Linked DNA regions of Homo sapiens: all the other regions are linked to region 1. A link is an interaction called in ENCODE POLR2A ChIA-PET data of the cell type or tissue named here. Cell type or tissue: OCI-LY7. All regions are shown on one strand. Each heading gives the region's core, and the rest is flanking DNA. Links, peaks and the distances in the headings are about the cores only.

Region 1 (6,407 bases), core at 1-5,000:
AGTGGTTGGAAAATGTTTTGTGATGCATAAAAACTGTGCGAAATTCGAGATTCCGTTTTCATAAAGTTTTCTTGGGACACAGCCACACTAATTGGTGTAAACATATTGTCTCTGGCTGCTTTCACGTTGCAGCGGCAGAGTTGAATAGTTTCATCACCTGCAAAGCCTCACAACACAAACGCTTAACGTTTCCTGAGCCTGTGGTCAATGCCAGACCCTGTGGTAGGTGCTTTGCATACATCAGCTCATATAATCCTCGAAGCTGCCTTTAGAAATGAGGAAACTGAAGCTGAGAGGGAGAATGTGCCTTGCTCAAGGGCACACAGAGTAATGGCAGAGCCAGGACTCAAGTCCAGGCACATGAAATAATGTTCTTGATCTTAACCCCTAGCCTGGGATGGTGCAGGCTGAACGGTGAGCTCCAGCACATCAGCAATTACTATATGTAAGGAAAAAGGAGTAGCTTAGCAGCAGGTAAGCTATTTCTTCTGTGTGTGTGTAATAGGGTCTTGCTCTGTGGCCTAATCTGGAGTGCAGTGGCGTGGTCATAGCTCACTGCAGCCTCAAACTCCTGGTCTCAAGCAAGCAATCCTCCTGCCTCAGCCTCCCCAGTAGCTGTTACAGGAGCACACCACCACGCCCAGCTCCAAGTAATCTATTTCAAGGTGAGACTTGAGCAGTGAAATTTCCTTCTCAGAGGAGCAAATATTGCTAAGATAAATCTGGTGTATGTCGTCTGTGTGAAGACCATAAAACCACACTTCACCGCACCTGACATCTGTGAGAGTCAAAGACTCAAAGTGAATATGTTTCTGCTTCTAGGAATGAAGCCCAAGAAAAATACTCCAAGTTGCCTTCCAAGATTGAAGCAATGATATCTGAGGTGAGAGAAATATTGGGAAAAAACACAGACTCCCCTACTACAGAAACCTGTCCCTTGATGGAATGTGACGCAGGCATGAAAGTTATATTTATACTGAATGCTTATAAAGCACTCAAGACCTGTTAGGTAGAAAAGAGAGGGCACAGAAGTATATAAACAGCATAATTCAAGTGTGCTTGCATGCTGAGAGGACAGACTGAAAGAAATGCTGACGGTGCCTATCTCTGGGTGGCATAATTATTAATGCCCCTTTCCTTTTAAATATATTTTCTTTTCTATATTTGTATATAGAAAAAATGTATATAATGATGTCTATTTTACTTTTTTTTCTTTTTTTTTTTTTTTTTTTTTTTTTTTTTGAGACAGAGTCTCACTCTGTCGCCCAGGCTGGAGTGCAGTGGCACGATCTCAGCTCACTGAAACCTCTGCCTCCTGGGTTCAAGTGATTCTCCTGCCTCGGCCTTCCTAGTAGCTGAGATTACAGGTGCTCACTACCATGGCCTGCTAGTTTTTGTATTTTTAGTAGAGACGGGGTTTTGCCATGTTGGCCAGGCTAGTCTCAAGCTCCTGGCCTCAAGTGATCCACCGGCCTCCACCTCCCAAGGTGCTGGGATTACAGGCATGAGCCATCATGCCTGGTCTACTACTTTGTTTAATTGTTACAACTGCCTCATGAGGTAGGTACTATTAGTATCCCCATTTTGTAGATTAAAAAAAATGTTCCAGAGAGGTTAAGAAACTCGCCTAAGGTCACAGAGCTAGTAAGTGGCAAAGCCAGAGTCTGAACCTAGGGTGTCCTATGAAAGAGCCTGCATTCAATCACAATAAATATTGGTTCAATATATAAGTGATTCCAGCTCCTCCTTGCAGACCTTGCCTGCTGTGATTGGTCTAAGAGGACCCAGTTCTCCCCACCTCCTCGCAACACCGTGTGAGCCTGCTTGGGGTGTGGAGCAGGAATTGCAATCAGCAAAGCCAGTGGGTGTTAGGTTCCTCTCTACACTGGAGCCCAGTAGTGGGCTAGCCTAGGAAGCAAGAGCTGTTTATGGGTCTTCTGAGAAAAATGTGCTCCTGGTTGTAACTAACTGCCTGCTACTGTTGGAACAGCCCCATGTTAAAGCAAAAACATGGCTCATTGGGCCCCTACTTGGAGCTCTCTTACAAGTGGATCCTGAGCAACTAGAGATTTGGTATTCAAACAAACAACCTATAACCTCTTTATACTTAAATGATCATCCGTGCACTAAATTCAGTCTTCCTTCCATTCGCTGATGGATGAAAATGCCTGCAGCCTCATGGTGGTCCCCAGTCCCCAGAGGCAACACCACAGCCTGTACAGCTGCATGTGTGCAGTGGTCTATTTAATTGCGTTTTGCTTCTTTGTTGTTTCGGGGTGGGGAACTGTTCCCACCAGTGACAAGCACAGCTGTAATAAAGCCTCATATTATAGAGACAAAGAGAGGAAGGCTTGGAGGCTTGGGTGCCAAAAGCCAGCGCAACTTAGCTTCAGCCTGGTATTTACCAAGCTTAGGTTGGTCAACAGTACAGTTATTAAAGAAAATGAAAAATTAAACATTTGTGGAATCCTGAACATATGTGGCTAGGCAAGGACTATAACTGACAGGCCAGGTATAGCCTGAGATTTTATAATCTATGTGTAACTTGTCAGGAACTGTTATCCCTCCCCGACCAGGTGCTGGCTTCCTATGCAAACCTGTGTCCGCTTCCCTAAAAATGGGGAAAACAGGGGTGACGTCGCTTATAGAATCCCACCTCCCTTGCCAGTGGTCACTGTCCCTCCAAGGAAACTGAGGCTCCCTGGTGGCGCAGGAGGGCACAGGCGGACCGGAGCCCAGCCAGACTGCAAAGCCCATTAAAAGCCTGTTCCTTCCTCCGAGGAAAGCAAGAGTCTTGCTGGTTGTGCCGCTTGTTTCTCAGGGCAGTGGTCTTTTCAGTTTACTCACAATGGGACCTTTTGTTCGAATGAAAGCAACGGTCTCATGAAATAGAATAAGAACAGAGCTGCTCGCAAGCAAGGCCCAGAAGGGAGGAGGGGAAGTCACGCCCAGCTGCCTGCCCTCCCCCGTTCCCCTGCTGCTAGGGGGGCTCACGGGCTACAGCTTGCTGATTTGAATCATCCAAAGGGGAAATGGTCCACTGTGGGCCTGCTCCAGCCAGGATTCAATTCCCTTTCTCAAATGGGAACAGAGCTCTGGGGAGTTCACTTTCGGCCCCAGATTTTCGCTGCCAATCTGGGCGGCACTAGGAACCAGTTTCTGGGCTGGAGACTGCAGCATGAAGCCATTCCTCCAGAGTGGAAGAAAACAGGGGCTCCCCAGCTCACTGGGTCTGCTTGGGCTGGGGGTAGCCAGCGCTGCTGGTCCCAGACCTGGAAGGCCAGAGGGCAAACAAATGTTAGAAATGTACTCCAGACTCCGTGATTCTTCCCCAGAGGGTAGTGGCTGAAGGAATCCATGCCTCTGGCAGACATCCTCAATCACCTGGCCTCAAAGACCCCTGGGAAGGGGTCTTTAGGGGAGAGACCTTGGTGTTGTTTGAGGAGGCCAGGGGCCTGGCAATAGGAGTCCTGGGATATTTTGTGGAATTTAAGATCAGAAATAAAGCTGGACCTTAGGCATGGACTCGGGGAGCTACAGGGACCCAGAAGCCCTTTCTTCATCACTGTGTATCTGCTCTGCCTGCGTGGTCCCTGGCTTCCCCAACTCCCAGGCCCCCATAAAGGAAAACCCAGATCTGATGCCACTGATGGTGGCTCCAAGGGGCTCATAGGTCACCTGGAGTTGACTGTGCTCCGGGACAGTCTTATTCTGTGAGCAAAGTACCGCTGGGCGGATAATGCAATATGTGCTCCCATCCCAGATAATGTCTACATTTTCAACTATTCAGTCTTTCAGTAAGTACTGATTGGCACATCATGCCAGATTCTGGGGATCCTGGTGAAGGAAACCAGTGCCTGTCCTCATGCGGCTTATATTCAATTCAGGGAAGACACTCAAAACTCCAATGAGATGATAGATCAGCTATCAGTGCTACTAAGGTGCTACGGGCACTATTTACATATGGGGGTCAGGTGAAGTGCTGGGAAGGGCAGACACTGGAGGTGGGGAAAGGATGGGCACTCCCGAGAGAACAGCACCTGCGAAGCTCAGGGGTAGAAGGCCTCCTGAACACAAGAGAACATCAGGAGAGGATGAGGGGCGGCAGGGCAGGCAACACGGGGCCTCCTAAGCCAGTGGTGAGGATTTAGTTTTTATTCTGAGTGGGATGGGAAACCATGGAGGGTTTGAAGCCTTAGACACAGGGGTCAATGAGCTTTTTCTTAAAGGGCTACACAGTAAATATTTTAGGCTTTGTGGCCATACGATCTCTGTTGCAGCTACTCAACTCTTCAAGTATAGAGCAAAAGCAGCCACAGACAAGGCACAGTGTGTTCCAATAAGCTTTACTGATGGACACTGAAATTTGAATTTCATATCATTTTTACTTGTCACTAAATATTGTTTTTTCCCCCAACCATTTAAAAATGTAAAAAGCCTTCTTAGCTTGTGGGCTACACAGAAGCTTCCGGCAGGTTGGAGTTAGCCCATGGGCCTTAGCATGTCTTCCCCCACCTTGATACCTGAAAAGGTGACTATGGCTGCAGCTCTGAGAACAGATTCAAGTGGGTGGGGGAAGCTGGGTTAGGAAGCTGTGACTGTTAACCTTGTCAACTTGACTGGGCAATGGCGTGCCCAAATATCTGGTCACGCGTTACCCTGGGTGTGTCTGTGAGGGTTTTCTGGATGAAATGAACATTTGAATCTGTGGGTTGAGTAAAGCAGGTTGCTCTCTCTGGTGTGGGTGGGTGGATCCATTCAGTTGAGGGCCTGAATAGAACAAAAAGGCTGAGTAATAAGGAATTCCTTGCAGGCGTGTGGCTCATGCCTGTAATTCTAGCACTTTGGGAGGCCGAGGTGGGAGGATCACCTGAGGTCAGGAGTTTAAGACCAGCCTGGCCAACATGGGGAAACCCCATCTCTACTAAAAATACAAAAATTAGCCAGGCGTGGTGGCGCATGCCTGTAGTCCCAGCTACTTGGGAGGCTGAGGCAGGAGAACTGCTTGAACCCAGGGGGTGGAGGCTGCAGTTAGCCAAGATCGTGCCACTGCATTCCAGCCTGGGCGACAGAGTGAGAGACTCCATCTCAAAAAAAAAAAAAAAAAAAAAAAGGAATTACTCCTGCCTGCCTTCAAGCTGGGACATCAGTTTTTAGCTGCTTTCCAATCTGAACTGAAAAACTCAGCTCTCCTGGGTCTCTCTGGTTTGTTGACTGCAGATCTTGGAGCTTAGCAGCCTCCATAATCATGAGTCAATTCCTTAAATACATCCCGATCTCTCTCTCTCTTCCCCCACGCAGACCCTATTGGTTCTCTTCTTCTGGAGAACGCTAATAGAGAGGCTCTGTCCACGCAGAAATGATGGGAGCACAGGCTGGGGGAGTCACCGGGCAGGTGTGAGAAGTAGCTGGGATATGGATGCACTGTGAAACCAGAGCCTGGGTGTGGGATACGCAAGAAGAGATGGGAGTCAAGGAGGCTCAGAGGTGGAAGAGCATGAACTTCCTCCTGTAGACAAAAGGGATAATCACTTGTGTCTCCTTCAGAGACCTTGACAGAAAACATCACTCTAGAAGCAAAACAGGGAACAGGCGGTTGGAGGCAGAGAAACCAGCTACAAGGCTGTTCGGACACTAGACTGTTATCTACATGGGGAGGCACCTGGCAGGTGGCCAGATCCCCAGATGGAATCTCCACCTTGTGGTTTATGAGGCATTCTAGGCCACTGCCTCCTGAAGACACTGCTCAGGGTGGTAAGAACTCATTTTGCATTTGGGGAGCTGTAGGTGGGGATGGTGATAAGCAGCCCAGGATTTTGTTCGCCAAGAGGTATTATTCCAACTTCCACAACCCAAATAGCATCTCTGCACGGAAATGAAGCTGCAACAGCTCCCTGTCATGGATGGGGCACTTCCCAGTTCTCAGACTTCATCACTAGAGCCCCCAAGCTTGGATGTTGTTGCTGAACTCCCTCAAGGCACTAAGTGTTAGCCTGAGCACCTCTCCTGGCTGGACCAGGGGTCACTTGCTCCATTACAGTTCTCTCCAGCTCGGTGACACTCTCACTGTAAATGCAAGTTCTCACTCAGTGAATGCCAAGACGAATGCAACCCTACCTAGTGGGGTAGAGATTAGGAAATGGGCGATGAGAGGCACAGGGCTCTTGGGAAGGGAGCCCTGCTGCTGGGGGCCTGAGAGACACCCAGTGGAGAGGAGCCTGGACAAACTTGGCAACCAGCCCCAACCACGTTCCGCAGCATTTTGGGGGCCAGGCACCCTGTGTGTGATCCCTTTCCACTGTAACCAGGCCTGCTCCCTGCTCTTCCCCTCGGAGACACAGATGACTGCTCCTCTCTGGCAGCCCAAAGCTTTCTCTGCCCCCACAACTGCCTGGGGGCCTTTGAGC
Region 2 (8,213 bases), core at 1,543-6,542, 420 kb after region 1:
GAACTCTGGGTCCCACATGGGAGAGAAATTGATCAAATGTGATATACTGTTCTCTTCTTCCCCCTGCTTTTTTTTTAGGGCTTGTGCCTGGCCTTGTTAATTTAGGGAACACCTGCTTCATGAACTCCCTGCTACAAGGCCTGTCTGCCTGTCCTGCTTTCATCAGGTGGCTGGAAGAGTTCACCTCCCAGTACTCCAGGGATCAGAAGGAGCCCCCCTCACACCAGTATTTATCCTTAACACTCTTGCACCTTCTGAAAGGTATCTAGATGGGAATTTCAAGGGAATTATGTACCTTTTCAAAGAAGTCCAGATGACAGAGACTCTTATAACAAAGAGTTAATACCTTATTGTAGGAAAAGATCATACAGATCATTATGAATAAACAACACCAAGAGCCCAATAGATACAAACAAGTATTTTTTAAAAATCAAAGATGGAGGCCGGGTGCAGTGGCTCATGCCTGTAATCCCAGTACTTTAGGAGGCCAAGGCAGGTGGATCACGAGGTCAGGAGTTCGAAACCAGCCTGACCAACATGGAGAAACTCCATCTCTACTAAAAACACAAAAAATATTATCTGGGCATGGTGGCACATGCCTGTAATCCCAGCTACTCAGGAGGCTGAGGCAGAAGAATCGCTTGAACCCGGGAGGCGGAGGTTGCGGTGAGCTGAGATCGCACCATTGCAGTCCAGCCTGAGCAACAAGAGCGAAACTCCGTCTCAAAAAAAAAAAAAAATCAAAGATGGAACCATTTATTTTTTAAATTGTCAAGTTAATAACAGCTTTTTAAGGAAGGAAAGAAATCCACTGCCACATAAACAGTTTCATCGTAAGAAGTATTCTGGTTTCAAAAACATTAAAGTAAAAAAAAAATGTCCGTTAGCCTAGAAAATAAGGTAATTCACAAAAGAAGTAATACAAATTGCTAACAAACTCAAATGTTCGACTCGACCATCATCAAAGAAGTATAAACAAAATAAAAATGCTGTTTTTTGCCTGTCAGCAAAGATTAAAAAACAAATTTGCAGCCCTGTCCAGCTGTTGGACAATACATCCATACACCGCTGAGAGGGGTGTAACTTAGTGCCACTTTTCTGGAAAGCAGTTTGGAACTACACAATAATAGCTTGCGAAATACTCAGTACTGTTTGACCCAGTAATTCCATGTCTGGGAGTCCGCCTTATGAAAATGGTTAGAAACGTAGATTGTGACTTAACTAGCCTGAAAAATGGAGTCTAAAAGCAAACAAGTTTAGGAATGGCTGAATGGTAGCCCCCAACTTGGAGAGTCACAATATACACTGGCTTGGTAAAGGTTTTAAGAAATAACCTACCCAACTTTTTTTTGTTTTTGTTTTTTGAGACAGAGTCTCACCTTTTTTTCCCAGCCTGGAGTGCAGTGGTACAATCTCAGCTCACTGCAACCTTCACCTCTCAGGTTCAAGTGATTCTTGTGCCTCAGCCTCCTGAGTAGCTGGGATGACAGGTCTGTGCCACCACACCCAGCTAATTTTTTGCATTTTTAGTTGAGACAGGGTCTTACTATGTTGGCCAGGCTAGTCTCAAACTCCTGGCCTCAAGTGGTATGCCTGCCTCAGCCTCCCAAAGTGCTGGAATTACAGGCATGAGCCACTACGCCTGGCCCCAACTTCATTTTTATTTTTATTTTATTTTATTTTTGAGACAGAGTCTTGTTCTGTTGCCCAGGCTGGAGTGCAGTAGCACGATCTCAGCTCACTGCAACCTCCGCCTCCCGGGTTCAAGCGATTCTTCTGCTTCAGCCTCCCTAGTATCTGGGATTACAGCTGCATGCCACCACGCCCGGCTAATGTTTGTATTTTTAGTAGAGACAGTGTTCGCCATGTTAGCCAGACATGTCTCGAACTCCTGACCTCAACTGATCTGCCTGCCTCAGCTCAAAGTGCTGGGATTACAGGCGTGAGCCACTGCACCTAGCCCAACTTCATTTTTAAACCAACTTTTTGACTGTAGAACTGTTTTTTTTCTTCATAAAATCTGCTGACATTCCATGGGTATTATACAGAGTGCAATGTATGCACAAAGATCTCCAACACCTAATTATAATGGCAAAAGGAAAGAATGTAGATATCAAACAGAATCATTAAGCAATCACCTGTGGCCATACTACCCTGAACTTACCTGATCTCATCAGACCTCGGAAGCTAAGCCGGGTAGTGGTTGGCTAGCACTTAGATGGGAAAATGATAAAGTAATCGATGGCATACAGCCATTAAGAATCACTTTTATGAAATTTTTTTTTAATTTGGGTGAGGGCATAGGCTGTAATATTAAATTTAAAGAGCAGCGTACAAAATATAATTTGACTTCATCAAGGTAGGAACTTCCACAGATAAAGACTGGACTGAAAAATGCTGAAATGTTAGCAGTGGCCATTTTGGTATTGTGCAGTCATTGGTAATTTTAAAATCATTTTTGGAAAAAAACTATACTTCAACTTTTAACAATAAGCATATATTGCTCTCACTGTAAGGAGAAAATTGGATTTAAAAAACATTCAGCTAAATCGTGCTTCACTGAGGTATTTTCCCATGTGAGCTCTGCTTGACACAGAAATCTTTATGAAGCAAGTGTACTTTTCTGTGGAAGAGGTGACTTGGGAATAATTTCTTTTACTATCCTGTTTTTTTAGCCCATTCCTGGTTTAGAAAAAAAAAATGTGCAACTCGCTGCCAGCGTTCATCTAATTTTACGTAAACATGCTCTTTGAGGCCGAAGCAAATCTGACTGATTTTAAATGCGAAAATAGAAAAACTGTTCTTGGAGTTCTTTCCTTTTTTTTTGAGATGAGTCTCGTCTTGTCACTCAGGCTGGAATGCAGTGGCGGGATCTCGGCTCACTGCAACCTCTGCCTCCCAGGTTCAAGCAATTCTCCTGCCTCAGCCTCCCGAGTAGCTGGGATTACAGGCATGCCCCACCACGCCTGGCTAGTTTTTGTATTTTTAGTAGAGACAGGGTTTCACCAGGCTGCTCTCGAACTCCTGACCTCAAGTGGTGCACCTGCCTTGGCCTCCCAAAGTGTTGGGATTACAGGCGTGAGCTACCATGCTTGGCCTTTTTAATTTTTTTAAAAAAATAGAGATGGGGTCTTGCTATGTTGACCAGGCTGGTCTCAAATTCCTGACCTCAAGTGATCCTCCCATCTTGGTCTCCCAAAGTGCTGGGATTACAGAGGTGAGCCACTGCACCCAGCCATGTTCATGGGAGTTATTTCTAAATAGAACTTGTCTCTAATCCTAATGTAACAGAAATGTATATGATGTTACATTAGGATTAAAGACAGGAGTATTCTTGGGGCAAATGGGAAATGGGTTAAAAACACCACTCCAAAGATTTTGTGAAAGCTGAAATGTCCACATGAGTTATCCTAACCCTGACCTCAGCACTGCCCTTATCCTTCACATGGGACCCAGTGCTGGGAGCCAGAGCCATCCTTGGGCTGCTGTCCCAGGATGTCTGCTCATTTCTCTGCTTCTGCTTTCCAATGTCTCTAACTTTGGTTTAAAAAAAAAAAAAAAAATTTTTTTTTTTTTTTAGACAGGGTTCTTCTGTCTGTCGCCCAGGCTGGAGTGCAGTGGCACAACCTCAGCTCACTGCAGCATCTGCCTCCCAGGCCCAAAACAATCCTCCATTTCCATTTCCCAGGTAGCTGGGACTACAGGCACATGCCACCAGGCCTGGCTAATTTTTTGTATTTTGAGTAGAGACAGGGTTTTGACTTGTTGCCCAGGCTGGTCTCGAACTCCTAAGCTCAAGCAATCTGCCTGCCTTGGCCTCCCAGAGTGCTGGGATTGCGGACATGAGCCACCATGCCTGGCCTATAAATAATTTTTTAATTATACAAGTAATGCATGAATCAGTTCTCTTTGTAAAAGATTAAAGCATTACAGAGAAGGCCAAAGTCCCCTTTATCAATACTCAACCCTGCTCCCCTCCACCTTTCCCAAAAGGAAGCTATAGGTGAATCCTTCCAGACCCTTTTCTGTGCATTTGAATACATTTCTATGCATCCATAGAAATTATATATTGTAGGTTTTTTTGTTTTCTGTTTTGTTTTTGTTTTGTTTTTTGGAGACAGGGTCTCACCCAAGCTGAAGTGCAGTGGTGCAGTCTCGGCTCACTGCACCTCAGCCTCCTGTGCTCAAGCTATCCTCCCACCCCAGCTTCCCAAGTAGCTGGGACTACAGGTGCGTGCTGCCACACCTGGCTAATTTTTGTATTTTTAGTAGAGATGGGGTTTCACACTGTTGCCTAGGCTGGTCTTGAACTCCTGGGCTCAGGTGATCCACCCGCCTCAGCCTCCCGTAGTGCTGGGATTACAGGCATGAACCACCACACCTGGCCTGTATATTGTTTTGTTCTGTTGGTGATTTACATGGCCAAATATAATACATTAGAGAAGCGTCCATTTTAGTACATGTAGCTCTACCTCCTTCACTTTTTTTTTTTTTTTTTTTTTTTTGAGACGGAGTCTCGCTCTGTCGCCCAGGCTGGAGTGCGGTGGCATGATCTCGGCTCACTGCAAGCTCCACCTCCTGGGTTCAAGCTAGTCTCCTGCCTCAGCCCCCCGAGTAGCTGGGATTATAGGCGCCATGCCTGGCTAATATTTTTGTATTTTTAGTAGAGACGGGGTTTCACCGTGTTAGCCAGGATGGTCTCAATCTCCTGACCTCGTGATCCGCCCGCCTTGGCCTCCCAAAGTGCTGGGATTACAGGCTTGAGCCACCGCGCCCAGCCTTTTTTTTCTTTTTTGAGTGTATTGGTCTTATAGTTTGTCTTCTGTGAATTGCTAGTTTATATCCTTTGCCTACTTTTTAAATTGTGGCAAAATATCCATAACATAAAATTTACCATTTTCAGCATATAGTTGAGTAGATTAAGTACAGCCACACTGTTGTGCAGCAGTCACGGCCATCCCTCTCTAGAACTCTTCATCATCCCGTACTGAAACTGTACCCATGAAACAGTAACTCCCACTCTCCCCTCCCCCTAGCCCTTGGTAACCACTGCCCTACTTTCTCTCTCTTTGAATTTGACTCAGACCTCATTAAGTCATGAGTTTCCTCATATTTATAAGATGTACCTCATTAAGCGGACTCATATAATATTCACCCTTTTGTAACTGGCTTATTTCACTTAATGTCTTCAGGGTTCATCCATGTTATACCATGTATCAGAATTTCATTCATTTTTAAGGCTGAATAATATTCTTTCTATTTTTTTTTTTAAGACAAAGTCTCATTCTGTCACCCAGGCTGGAGCGCAGTGGTGCGATCTTAGCTCACTGCCACTTCCGCCTTCCAGATTCAAGTGATTCTCCTGCCTCAGCCTTCCGAGTAGCTGGGATGACAGGCGTGCACCACCACACCTGGCTAATTTTTTGTATTTTTAGTAGAGACGGGGTTTTACCACATTGGCCAGGCTAATCTTGAACTCCTGACTTCAAGTGATCTGCCCACCTCAGCCTCCCAAAGTTCTGGGATTACAGGCGTGAGCCACCACGCCAGGCCTAGGCTGAATAATATTCTGTTGCATGTATATGCAGCATTTTGTTTGTCCCTCTGTCAGTCAGTGGACATTTGGCTTATTTTCATTCTTTGGCTATCATGAATAATGTTGCTGTGAACATTAGTGTCCAAATTCCCTGCTTTCAGTTATTTTCTGTAAACACTCAGAAGTAGAATTGCTGGATCAAATGGTAATTCTGTTTAATTTTTTGAGGAGCTGCTGTGCTGTTTTCCACAGATGGTGCACGATTTTATAATTCCACCAGCAATACATAAAAGTTCCAGTTTCTCCTCACCAACAGATATTATTTTCTGTTTTTATTGATAGTAGCCATCCTAATGGTATGGTAATTGCTTTAATTTGCATTTCCCTAATGATAAGTTATATTGAGCATCTTTTCATTTGCTTATTGGCCATTTTGTCTATCTTTTTGGGAGAAATGTCTGTTCAAGTCCTTTGCCCATTTTTGAATTGGGTTTCTTTTTTTTTTTTTTTTTTGAGAAGTCAGTCTGTTGCCAGGCTGGATTGCAGTGGCGCCATCTCAGCTCACTGCGACCTCCGCCTCCTGAGTTCTAAGCGATTCTCCTGCCTCAGCCTCCTGAGTAGCTGGGACTACAGGTGCATGCCACCACACCCAGCTAATTTTTGTATTTTTAGTAGAGACAGGGTTTCACCATGTTGGCCAGGATGGTCTCGATCTCTTGACCTTGTGATCTGCCTGTGTCAGGCCCCCAAAGTGCTGGGATTACAGGCATGAGCCACCACGCTCAGCATTGTTTGGTTTTTTGTTGTTGAGTTTTAGAAGTTCTGAGTTCATATATTCTGGGTATTAATCCCTTATCAGATGTGATTTGCAAACCTTGGTCACTTTTATTTTCTTCTTTGGGACAGAGTCTTGTTCTGTTGCCCAGACTGGAGTGCAGTGATGCAATCTCAGCTCACTGCAATCTCTGCCTCCAGGGTTCAAGTGATCCTCCTGCCACAGCTTCCCAAGTATTTAGGACAACAGGTGTGCACCCATCACCCCCGGCTAATTTTTGGGTGTTTGCTGTTGCTGTTTTTAATAGAGTTGATGGTTCACCATGTTGGCCAGGCTGGTCTTGAACTCCTGACCTGAAGTGATTAACCACCTCGGCCTCCCAGAGTGCTGGGATTACAGGCGTAGACCACTGCACCTGGCCTCATTCACTTTTACAGCTGCATAGTTTCCATAATGTCAAGACACCCCAGTTTATTCAGGCATTTGCTTCCAGCTCCTTGTCAAGATAAGCAGGCTACAGTGAACATCCTTATACATATCCCTTTATGCACCTAAGCATGCATTTCTCTAGGAAAAAAATTGCTGGATTGAGAAAGTAAAATTGCTGGATTGTACAATATGAAAATGTTAGTAGATATTGCCAAATTGCCCCATAGTATTTTAGACAAAGTTGGGTTAAAGGAGGCATTAAAATTTTCCTTTGGGGGGTAGTTGGTGGGGGGAGCTAACAGAAGGGCTGCCCGAGGGGTATGGGAGAAAGATGTGGTTCATTTCCCAACCCTGCTCCCTTTGTCCTGGGAGGGAAAGGGCTAGCCCCAGGGTATATACACACTGATGCAGAAGCCTGGACTTTATTATTATTTTTTTAAGTGAAAGCAAGTTTATTAAGAAAGTAAAGGAATAAAAGAATGGCTACTTCATAGGCAGAGCAGCCCAGAAGTCTGGGCTTTAAAGGAATCTTTCAAGCCCATTGACGGCAAGTCAGAAAGAAGAAACAGGCTGGCCTACTGTATCTTGGGAGTCACTGAACTTCCAGAAACTGCACTGAGAGGCAGGCTTCTGTATTTTTTTCTCTCACACTCTAGCAGTACTGGTCTAGTGTAACATGCTGGGAAGGAGGGTGGCCAAGATCAGGAGTCTGCACCTGATGGCTCATGGGCCAAATCCAGCCCACCACCTGTTTTTGTCAATAAAGTTTTATTGGAACACAGTCATGTCCATTTGTTTAGGTACTGCCTATGTCAGCCTCAAATAATCAAAGAGTTCGAGATCCAGCTAAAAGGGTTTATTGAAGCACAAAGTGTGAAGGCGGCTGTCTGGGGACACACAAATCCCAGGAAATGGTGATCAGTGCTCCCAGTGTGGGGAAAAGTGGGGATCATTTATATGACAAAAACGGAGGTACTGAACAGAATTATAACATTTTCCATACAATGGCTAACATACAGATGTAAGATTTGATTGGCTACTATGGATTACACTCTTAGGGGGTTGCCTACCATTCTGTTGTAAAGAGGTAATAATCACAAGGATCTCTATCTCCAGTCCATTCAGCCTAGGTTTGAGGGAAGAACAGGGAGTCTGGTTAACGTGTAACATCTCAACACAAAGGTCAGGAAGCAGTGGCCATGCGCCAGAGAAGAAAAGCAGCTGTGTTACATGACTGTTTCCAGCACTTTTTCCCTTGGCATAATGCATTTAGAAGGTCCTGAAATGTTATTTTCTTTTTACATCTATGGCTGCTTTTGTGCTGCAGTGGCAGAGTTGAGTAGTTGCAACAGAGACCATGTGGTCCACAAAGCCTAAGATGTGGCCAGGCACAGGGGCTCACACCTGTAATCCCAGCACGTTGGGAGGCCAAGGTGGGCAGATCACTTCACCCCAGAAATTCAAGACCAGCCT
Region 3 (8,213 bases), core at 1,583-6,582, 290 kb after region 1:
TCCTTGTGCAGAGTCCATGCTAATTTTCTCTGTATTGTTCTAATTTTAGTATATGTGCTGCTGAAGTAAGCATGTGTGAAAGACTTTGAAATGGGCAAAAATGTCTTGTAGTTGTACCTTTATAGGTTACCTTCACCTGTCATTGTCTTTGAGCTATGTTGTAGAAAAATGATAGTAATGTAAATGATTCTAGTATTAATACATAGAAATGCAAATAGTGCCTGGTGGTGATGCAGTTGACTGCCCTATACATATTGACCAGTTTTGCCTCTAATTGTAAATTCACTTCAGCATTTCTGATTGCCTGTATATGTGTTTGCTTTGACTTCTCCTTTGAACCAGTTGTACCCTCTTATTTGTGTTAGTAGACAATTCTCTTTGGGTCTCTGACATTTCTGCATGTTTTGAGTAGATGCGCTGACTACCTTTGTTCTGGACTATATTTTCAAGGATATTTGTTTAGCAAACAGCCTTGGAAGAAAGAGAATGTCTCCCCTTGGCTCAAATAGTAGTTTGCTTATGGCTTTCGAAGATAAAATGTCTCTCTCCAGAGCAAAGGACAGGCATGCTTACTGTCTAGTATAAAAGGTTGGGGTTCCCTAAGCTCAGGGATCTTCTCTTGTTACACAACTCAATACTTTTGTTGGTATTGCCTGCCCCTCTTCATGTTACCCTGGGGGATTGGGGGCTTGAGGAACTGGTGTAGGAAAATGCCGATACTCTGGCTACTGCAATTGCTATGAGTAATATGGTCCTTTGTCTCTGACCCAGGAGTGTTGTGTCCTCTGCTAGCACCTGTGGGAGCTGTGAAAGGCTAACTTGTCAGCTTGCAAATAGGTCACACTCAGACTTTAAGTAATTCTTAACTGATTCATTTATTAATTAATGAGTTAATTGAAGTCTGTCATGTATTAATTTTATATTTGTACGAGAGGCATGATTTTACCTTTTGTTTAAAATTTTTCCTTTAACTCATCTATCACCTTGTAATATACTATATAATTTCTCATCATGCTATTGTCTCCCCTTCCCCCCAAATATAAGCCCACAGGGCAGAAATATTTGTCTTTTGTAATTAGAATTCACTGACGTATTCTAATGACAAAGACTCTCTCTCTCTCTTTTTTTTTTTTTTTTTTTGAAAGAGGCTCTCACTCTGTTGCCCAGGCTGGAGCAGGATTGTGCAGTGGCACAATCTTCGCTCACTGCAACCCTCCACACCTGCAGGCTCAAGTGATCCTCCCACTTCAGCCTCCTGAGTAGCTGGGACCACAGGCACACCAAGTCAGGCTACTTTTTTGTACTTTTTATAGAGATGGGGTCTTACCATTTGCCCAGGCTGGTCTTGAACTCCTGAGCTCAAGTGATTCACCTGCCTCAGCCTCCCAAAGTGCTGGGATTAAAGGCATGAGCCACCATGCTCAGCTGACAAAAAACTCTTTTTTTTTTTTTTTTGAGAGAGAGTCTCATACCATCGCCCAGGTTGGAAAGCAGTGGTGCTATATTGGCTCACTGCAACCTCCGCCTCCTGGGTTCAAGCAATTCTCCTGACTTGGCCTCCCGAGTAGCTGGGATTACAGGCACATGCCATCATGCCTGGCTACTTTTTGTATTTTAGTAGAGATGAGTTTCACCATTTTGGCCAGGCTGGTCTCAAACTCCTGACCTCAAGTGGTCCACCTGCCTCAGCCTCCCAAAGTGCTGGGATTACAGGTGTGAGCCACCATGCGCAGCCAACCCCCACACCCCCCTGACCCCCACCATTTTAACCAAACTTTTGTCAGGCTCCTCTGAGTCTTTTTAAAATTTCATCCTCACCCTTGGGCTCTGTCTAGTTTTGACAAGATACTGCTGAATCAGTCTAGCGAAAATGCACACCTTTGATATTTTTGATCCAATTCCTCACCCCCCACCCTTGATTTCTTATCACCCTGGCCTGTGATGGGGTTCAGGACATGCCAACCCTCAAATATGGCACCTTGGCATTTTGAATATTTTAAGTCAAAATAATTGGAGAAACAGCATGTGGAGAAGGGGCCTCTGACCTTCCTTTGCCCCTCACCCCTGAAGCAGGTCATAAAACCCAGACGGATTTTCTGATTTTTTTTTTTTTTTTGAGACAGAACCTCACTCTGTCACCCAGGCTGGAATGCAGTGGTACAATCTCGTCTCACAGCAAGCTCCGCTTCTCAGGCTCAAGCGATCCTCCCAGTTCAGCCTCCCAAGTAGCTGGGAACACAGATGCACGCCACCACACTCGGCTCAGTTTTTGTAGTTTTGATAGAGACAGGGTTTCACCATATTGCCCAGGCTGGTCTCGAACTCCTGAGTTCAAGCAATCTGCCCGCGTCAGCCTCTCAGAGTGCTGGGATTACAGGCATGAACCACCATGCCCGGCCATTTTATGACTTTATTTTGAAGCAAATCATAAAACCCTCAGGTGAGAGGTGCCCTGCCTATACCCAGAGAAAAAGAAAATCCTTATCTCCAAAGACACAGGGACAGAAAAGAATCTGAACAGGCCTTGCTGACTTTCCCCCAGTTTGTTACCACTAGGTCACACTCTTCGTCCTGTCATATTTCTCTACGACTCTCCACTGTTCATCAAATCTGGCACAAAGATACTCAGGCTTAACCATTTCTCCAGGTCTTCCTTTCCTTATGAAGGCTCCTATGCCACATCAAACTTAGATGAAATACGTTCATATGCTTTTCTTAATCTGTCTTTTGTTATAGGGGCCTCAGTCATAAAACCAGGATGAATAGAAGGAAAGATATGCTTCCTCCCCTATACTTGCCTTCAGCAATAGTCCTTTTTAAATATTTATTTATTTAGTTAGTTAGTTAGTTAGTTAGCTAGTTATATTTTTAGAGACAGGGCCTCGCTCTGTTGCCCAGGCTGGAATGCAATGGTGTGATCACACCTCACTGCAGCTTTGACTTCCCCAGGCCCAGACAATCCTCCTGCCTCAGCCTCCTGAGTAGCTGGGACCACAGGCATGCGAATTTTTTCTACATTTTGTAGAAATGGGGTCTCACTATGTTGCCCAGGCTGGTCTTGAACTCCTGAGCATAAGCAATCCTCCCACTTTTGCCTCCCAAGGTGCTGGGATTACGAGTATGAGCCTGGCCCAGCAATAATCCTATCAAGTCGGTTTAACCAGAAACCATCTTATCCTTGACATTTCCTCTTAGTAATTTTCCATCCACTGACTCCCCCACCCTGCTCCCTGGCTATAAATCCCCACTTTGAATACTTGCGTATACAGAAAGGAGCCCAGTTCTATACTGAGGTCTCTCTCCTCCTATTGCAATTGTTACTAAATGAAATTTTCCTTCACTGCTTTCACTTCTGTCCAGCTCTGGCTTTTTTGGACACTGACACATAGACCAGTACCTGGCGTGTAGAAAATACATACTAAGTAAATGACTTGCCCAAAGTGACACAGGTACTTGGTGCTGGAACCCAGGTCTCCTAATTTCCAGCTGTGGGCTTGTTCTACAGTTTTACTTTCCCACCCAGGTATAAGAGAGAGCTTTTCAACAGGGGTTGGCAAACTCTGACCAAATCTGGTCCCTTGCCTGTTTTTTGCCTGACCTATGTGCTAAAAATGTTTTTTTCGAATGATTTTTAGAAATTAAAAGAAGAGGAAATAATGAGGCATAAAAATGACCCAAAATTCAAATTTGCATGGAAACACAAGCAATGCTTGTTCATTTATATTGTTAAAAGAAAGACCTTGGACAAATTAAATGTAACAGAGTTTAATTGAACAAACAGTAAATCGTGAATCAGGCAGCCCCCAAGCCAGAATAGGGTCAGAGACAGACTGGTACTGCCAAGTGTTTAAAGGTTTATGGACAGAAACAGGAAAGTAACAGAAGACGGAAGTGAGATACAGAAATTGCTGGACTGGTTACAGCTCAGTGTTTGCCTTATTTGAATAGAGTTTGAACAGTTGATTGCTTTTTTTTTTTTTTTTTTTTTAGAGAGAATCTCGCTTTGTTGCCCAGGCTGGAGTGCAGTGGCGTCTTCTCGGCTCACTGCAGCCTCAGCCTCCCCAGTTCAAGCAATTCTGCCTCAGCTTCCTGAGTAGCTGGGATTATAGGCATGTGCCACCACACTCAGCTAATTTTTGTATTTTTAGTAGAGATGGGGTTTCGCCGTGTTGGCCAGGCTGGTCCTGAACTCCTGACCTCAGGTGATCCTCCCACCTCGGCTCCCAAAGTCCTGGGATTACAGGCATGAGCCACTACGCCTGGTGAGTTGACTGCTTTTGAGTGGCGGAAATCAGCGATTGGCACAAGAGTAGATTACAGTCTGTTCACACATCCAGTTAGGTTACAGTTCATACAGCTCACTATGTATGGAGAAACTTTAGGCTGAACTTAAAATATGCAAGGAGGCAGCTTTAGGCTGGACTTAATTTAACAATATGCCGTCCACTGTTGTGCTGCTACAAACAACAGAGTTATGTGGCCTGCAAATCCTAAAATATTTACTACCTGACCTTTTATAGAAAAAGATTGCTAACCCCTGTTTTACGACATTCCCCTGAATCCTTAGTTTAAGCATTAGGATGCTTAGCTTAAGCATTCTACTCTTAGGAGAGGCAATCTGTGCTCAGTCAATACCAAACCCTGTGATTGACTCTACAATCAAAGCACATCAGCAGAGCATTTAACACAGACTCTCCCACACCCCCACAGTGAGATGGGACTCCACTACCTCACTCAATCCTTATACCAATAAACAAAACTATTAACTATGATTATAGAGGCCTAATATAAAAGATAATTGGGCAAACCCCGAACACAAGCAGGAACTTGATTCTTTTATCCTCTAACCTGAGTTCAATGCTGAGAATTTAGTGTTATCTTAAAAGTCAGAATGGCTTAAAAGCACAGGCATAAAAAAGCATATAGACTTTTCTTTGCATTTGTTTCTTTTTGTCCAGAGGTTCCCACCTCCAGCTGCACAATAGAATCACATGGAGAGCTTTTAAAACTTACTAATGCTTGAGCTCCACCTGCTCTCCCAAGTCCTGATTAAATGGGTCTGGGCACTGTTTAAAAGCTTCCCGGCTCTGCATGGTGGCTCACGCCTGTAATCCCAGCACCTCGGGAGGCCGAGGTGGGTGGATCACGAGGTCAAGAGATTGAGACCATCCTGGCCAACATGGTGAAACCCCGTCTCTACTAAAAAATACAAAAAATTAGCTGGGCGTGATGGCGGTCGCCTGTAGTCCCAGCTACTCGGGAGGCTGAGGCAGGAGAATAACTTGAACCCGGGAGGTGGAGCTTGCAGTGAGCCGAGATTGCGCCACTGCACTCCAGCCTGGCGACTGAGCGAGACTCCGTCTCAAAAAAAAAAAAAAAAATGCTTCCCGGGTGAGTCTGTTATGTGGCCGTGGTGGAGAGCCAACTTGGTCCTCAAACTTAATGTGCACATTAGAATTATTGCTCAGGATCATATCCATAAAGCTCTGAGTACTATACTTCGTGAGGGCTCTTTAGGGGATTTGCGATGATAATTTTATTTTTTTATTTTTATTTTTTTTACACACACAGAGTCTCGCTCTCACCCAGGCTGGATTGCCGAGGCACAATCATGGCTCACGGCAGCCTGGAACTCATGGGCTCAGGCAGCCCTTCTGCCTCAGCCTCCCAGCTAGTAGCTAGGACTACAGGCACACACCACCATGCCCAGCTAATTTTTTAAATTTTTTGTAGAGACAGGGTCTTGCCATGTTGTCCAGGCTGTTCTTGAACTCCTGGCCTCAAGTGATCCTCCTGCCTCTTCCTCCCAAACCGCTAGGATTATGGGTGTGAGACACCATACCCAGCCATAATTTTAACCTATATTACATTTTCACCTTAAAATACTATTAGGCCCAGGAGATCAAGGCTGCAGTGAGCTATGATCACACCACTGCTCTCCAGCCTGGGTAACAGAGCAAGACCCTGTCTCAAAAAAAAGAAAAAGTAATGCTATTAGAAAAAATTAACTGAGAGGCCATTAGTCTGAGACAGCTCCAGTGTTGTGGGGTCCTAGGCGAGCAAACTGAAATCAGTTAAGAGTAACTTAACTGCAAACCAAAAATGAAATCCTAAGCTCCCAATCTACTGAACGAATCCCTTCTTGGCCAAGGGGACCCCAGAGAAACCTGAAAAACTGAATTCCGGCCATGATGGGAAGGAGGTTCAGACATACCTCCTTCTTATACCCCCTCCCTCTTGGAGTTTAGGCACAGCTGACCAGCATTAACATTAAAACAAAGATCGTAAGACCGACAAAACAGACTCTTCGTGGCAATCAGATACCAAATTCCAACTTGACTCTAGTAGAACATCACTCAACAGACAGCAGACCCTGAGGGAAATCAAAATATTTTACTCCCAAATATAATTCTTTTTTTTTCGTTTTTGAAATGGAATCTCACTCTGTCGCCTAGGCTGGAGTGCAGTGGTGCAATCTCTGCTCACTGCAACCCCCACCTGCTGAGTCCAAGCGATTCTCCTGGCTTAGCCTCCTGAGTAGCTGGGATTACAAGCACATACCACCGCAACCAGCTAATTTTTGTACTTATAGTGTAGACGGGGTTTTGTCATGTTGGCCAGGCTGGTCTCTAACTCCTGGCCTCAGCCTACCTGCCTCGGCCTCCTAAAGTGCTGGGACTACATGCACGAGCCACCACGCCTGGCCTGCAACTTTTCAGCCTCTTTTCTGTGAATAAATAAATAAATAAGTAAATTTAACTAACATGCTATTTCTTTTTGCACCTGTAGTCCCAGCTACTTTGGGGGCTGAAGTAGGAAGATCTCTTGAGCCCAGGAGGTGGAGGCTGCAGTGAGCCATGACTGTGCCACTGCACTCCACCCTGGGTGAAAGAATGAGACCTTGTCTCAAAAATAATAATAATAATAGGCCAGGCACAGTGGCTCACACCTGTAATCCCAGCACTTTGGAAGTCCAAGGCAGTCAGATCATCTGAGGTCAGGAGTTTGAGACCTGCCTGGCCAACACTGCAAAACACCATCTTTACTAAAAAAAATACAAAAATTAGCCAGACATGGTGGTGCCACCTGTAATCCCAGCTACTTGGGAGGCTGAGGCAGGAGGATTGCTTGAACCCAGGAAGCGGAGGCTGCAGTGAGCTGAGATCAAGCCACTGCACTCCAGCCTGGGCGACAGAGCAAGACTCCGTCAAAAATAAAAAATAAAAAAATAATAATAATAAATTTAATAATAATAATTTTGAAAAGGAAGATTCACAGCAAACCATGTGAAGGGGCCTAGTTTACCTGAGCTGGCTGACAAGAAAATCTGCTCTGTTTTAATCCAATAAGGAAAGTCACTTTGAAACAACCCACCTGCTTTTTGTTCCCTGTTTCTGTTTTCTTCAGCTCTTTTCTACTGATTCATAAATCGCTGTCCGCTCAGATAAACTCTTCAAAATTACCTCTGTTTTTCTTTAATGTGCCTTGGTTTATGTTTTAACAGTGCGAACTTCAGAGCCCAAACCCTGACATAAGATGTGGCTCCTCTAAGATTAGCTCCATCGCGACAAGACTGTCCAGGTTTCTACAGAGTGTCTTGGAAACCACAGAAGTAGTACAAGGCCAATCCCTTAAGGGCAGAGCCTGGGGTGGGAGTGTGTGCATGACTGTGTATGTGCCGAGGGTGTGGGAGTAGTTAGCTGGCAAAGACAACCAAGATACTCACTGCCGCAGACATCTCCTGCCTGGAAGAGTTCTGTGGTGAGTAGAACTAACCCGTAGTAAGAGAATGCATTGGAAAACCTGCCAGGAGAAAGCAAGAAAGGTAAAGAAATGATCAGAGGAACACCAGTCCCCTTTCCCTACCCCCTTGGGAAGGGCCAATGTCTACAGCAGCAGGGACCAGTCTTTGGGCTTCACTGGGATTTTGGGGGCTTTACTGGGGACCTTGAGCAAGAAGATGGTAGGTAAAAAAGCATCACGATATGATCAAAGGGAAGTGATCCTGTGTCCTTTGAAAGACCAAGAACTGTCAGAGGTGTTTGAACCAGAGCACCTCCATCTTGAATAGGGGTTGGGTAAATGAAGGCTGAGACCTACTGGGCTGCATTCCCAGATGGTTACGCATTTTAAGTCACAGGATAAGATAGGAGGTCGGCCAAGATACAGATCATAAAGACCTTGCTGATAAAGCAGGTTGCAGTAAAGAAGCC

The links. Peaks named below come from ENCODE experiments on the same cell type or tissue, not always from the same donor. Only the 100,000 strongest peaks of a DNase experiment are listed, where the experiment ranks them.
Region 2: POLR2A ChIA-PET joins it to region 1 with 5 read pairs; 2 of 35 experiments call an interaction of 5 or more read pairs at or near these places.
Region 3: POLR2A ChIA-PET joins it to region 1 with 5 read pairs; 1 of 35 experiments calls an interaction of 5 or more read pairs at or near these places.

What each region holds. Positions count from the first base shown.
Region 1 is chr12:108,635,573-108,641,979 of GRCh38, forward strand. It overlaps MIR4496 (microRNA 4496), which reads left to right and starts at 238; the gene lies at 238-298. It overlaps LOC105369968 (a long non-coding RNA gene), which reads left to right. Exons shown (of 3, transcript XR_007063449.1): 2 at 1-665; 3 at 823-6,407. In OCI-LY7, for the core only: a CTCF peak has its summit at 2,679; DNase peaks (open chromatin) are centred at 199, 1,869, 2,239, 2,889 and 2 weaker places; H3K4me3 peaks cover 4,578 bases; H3K27ac peaks cover 5,000 bases.
Region 2 is chr12:109,057,848-109,066,060 of GRCh38, forward strand. It overlaps USP30 (ubiquitin specific peptidase 30), which reads left to right. Exons shown (of 13, transcript NM_032663.5): 3 at 79-261. It also overlaps the pseudogene RNA5SP372. Among named protein-coding and RNA genes, the nearest start is that of USP30-AS1, 8.0 kb to the left of the region's middle. In OCI-LY7, for the core only: no CTCF peak of the experiment used is centred there; DNase peaks (open chromatin) are centred at 4,384 and 5,024; H3K4me3 peaks cover 2,144 bases; H3K27ac peaks cover 5,000 bases.
Region 3 is chr12:108,926,469-108,934,681 of GRCh38, forward strand. SVOP (SV2 related protein) reads right to left here. Exons shown (of 16, transcript NM_018711.5): 11 at 7,727-7,803. It also overlaps the pseudogene RNU6-361P. Among named protein-coding and RNA genes, the nearest start is that of DAO, 50 kb to the left of the region's middle. In OCI-LY7, for the core only: no CTCF peak of the experiment used is centred there; a DNase peak (open chromatin) is centred at 3,903; H3K4me3 peaks cover 633 bases; H3K27ac peaks cover 1,075 bases.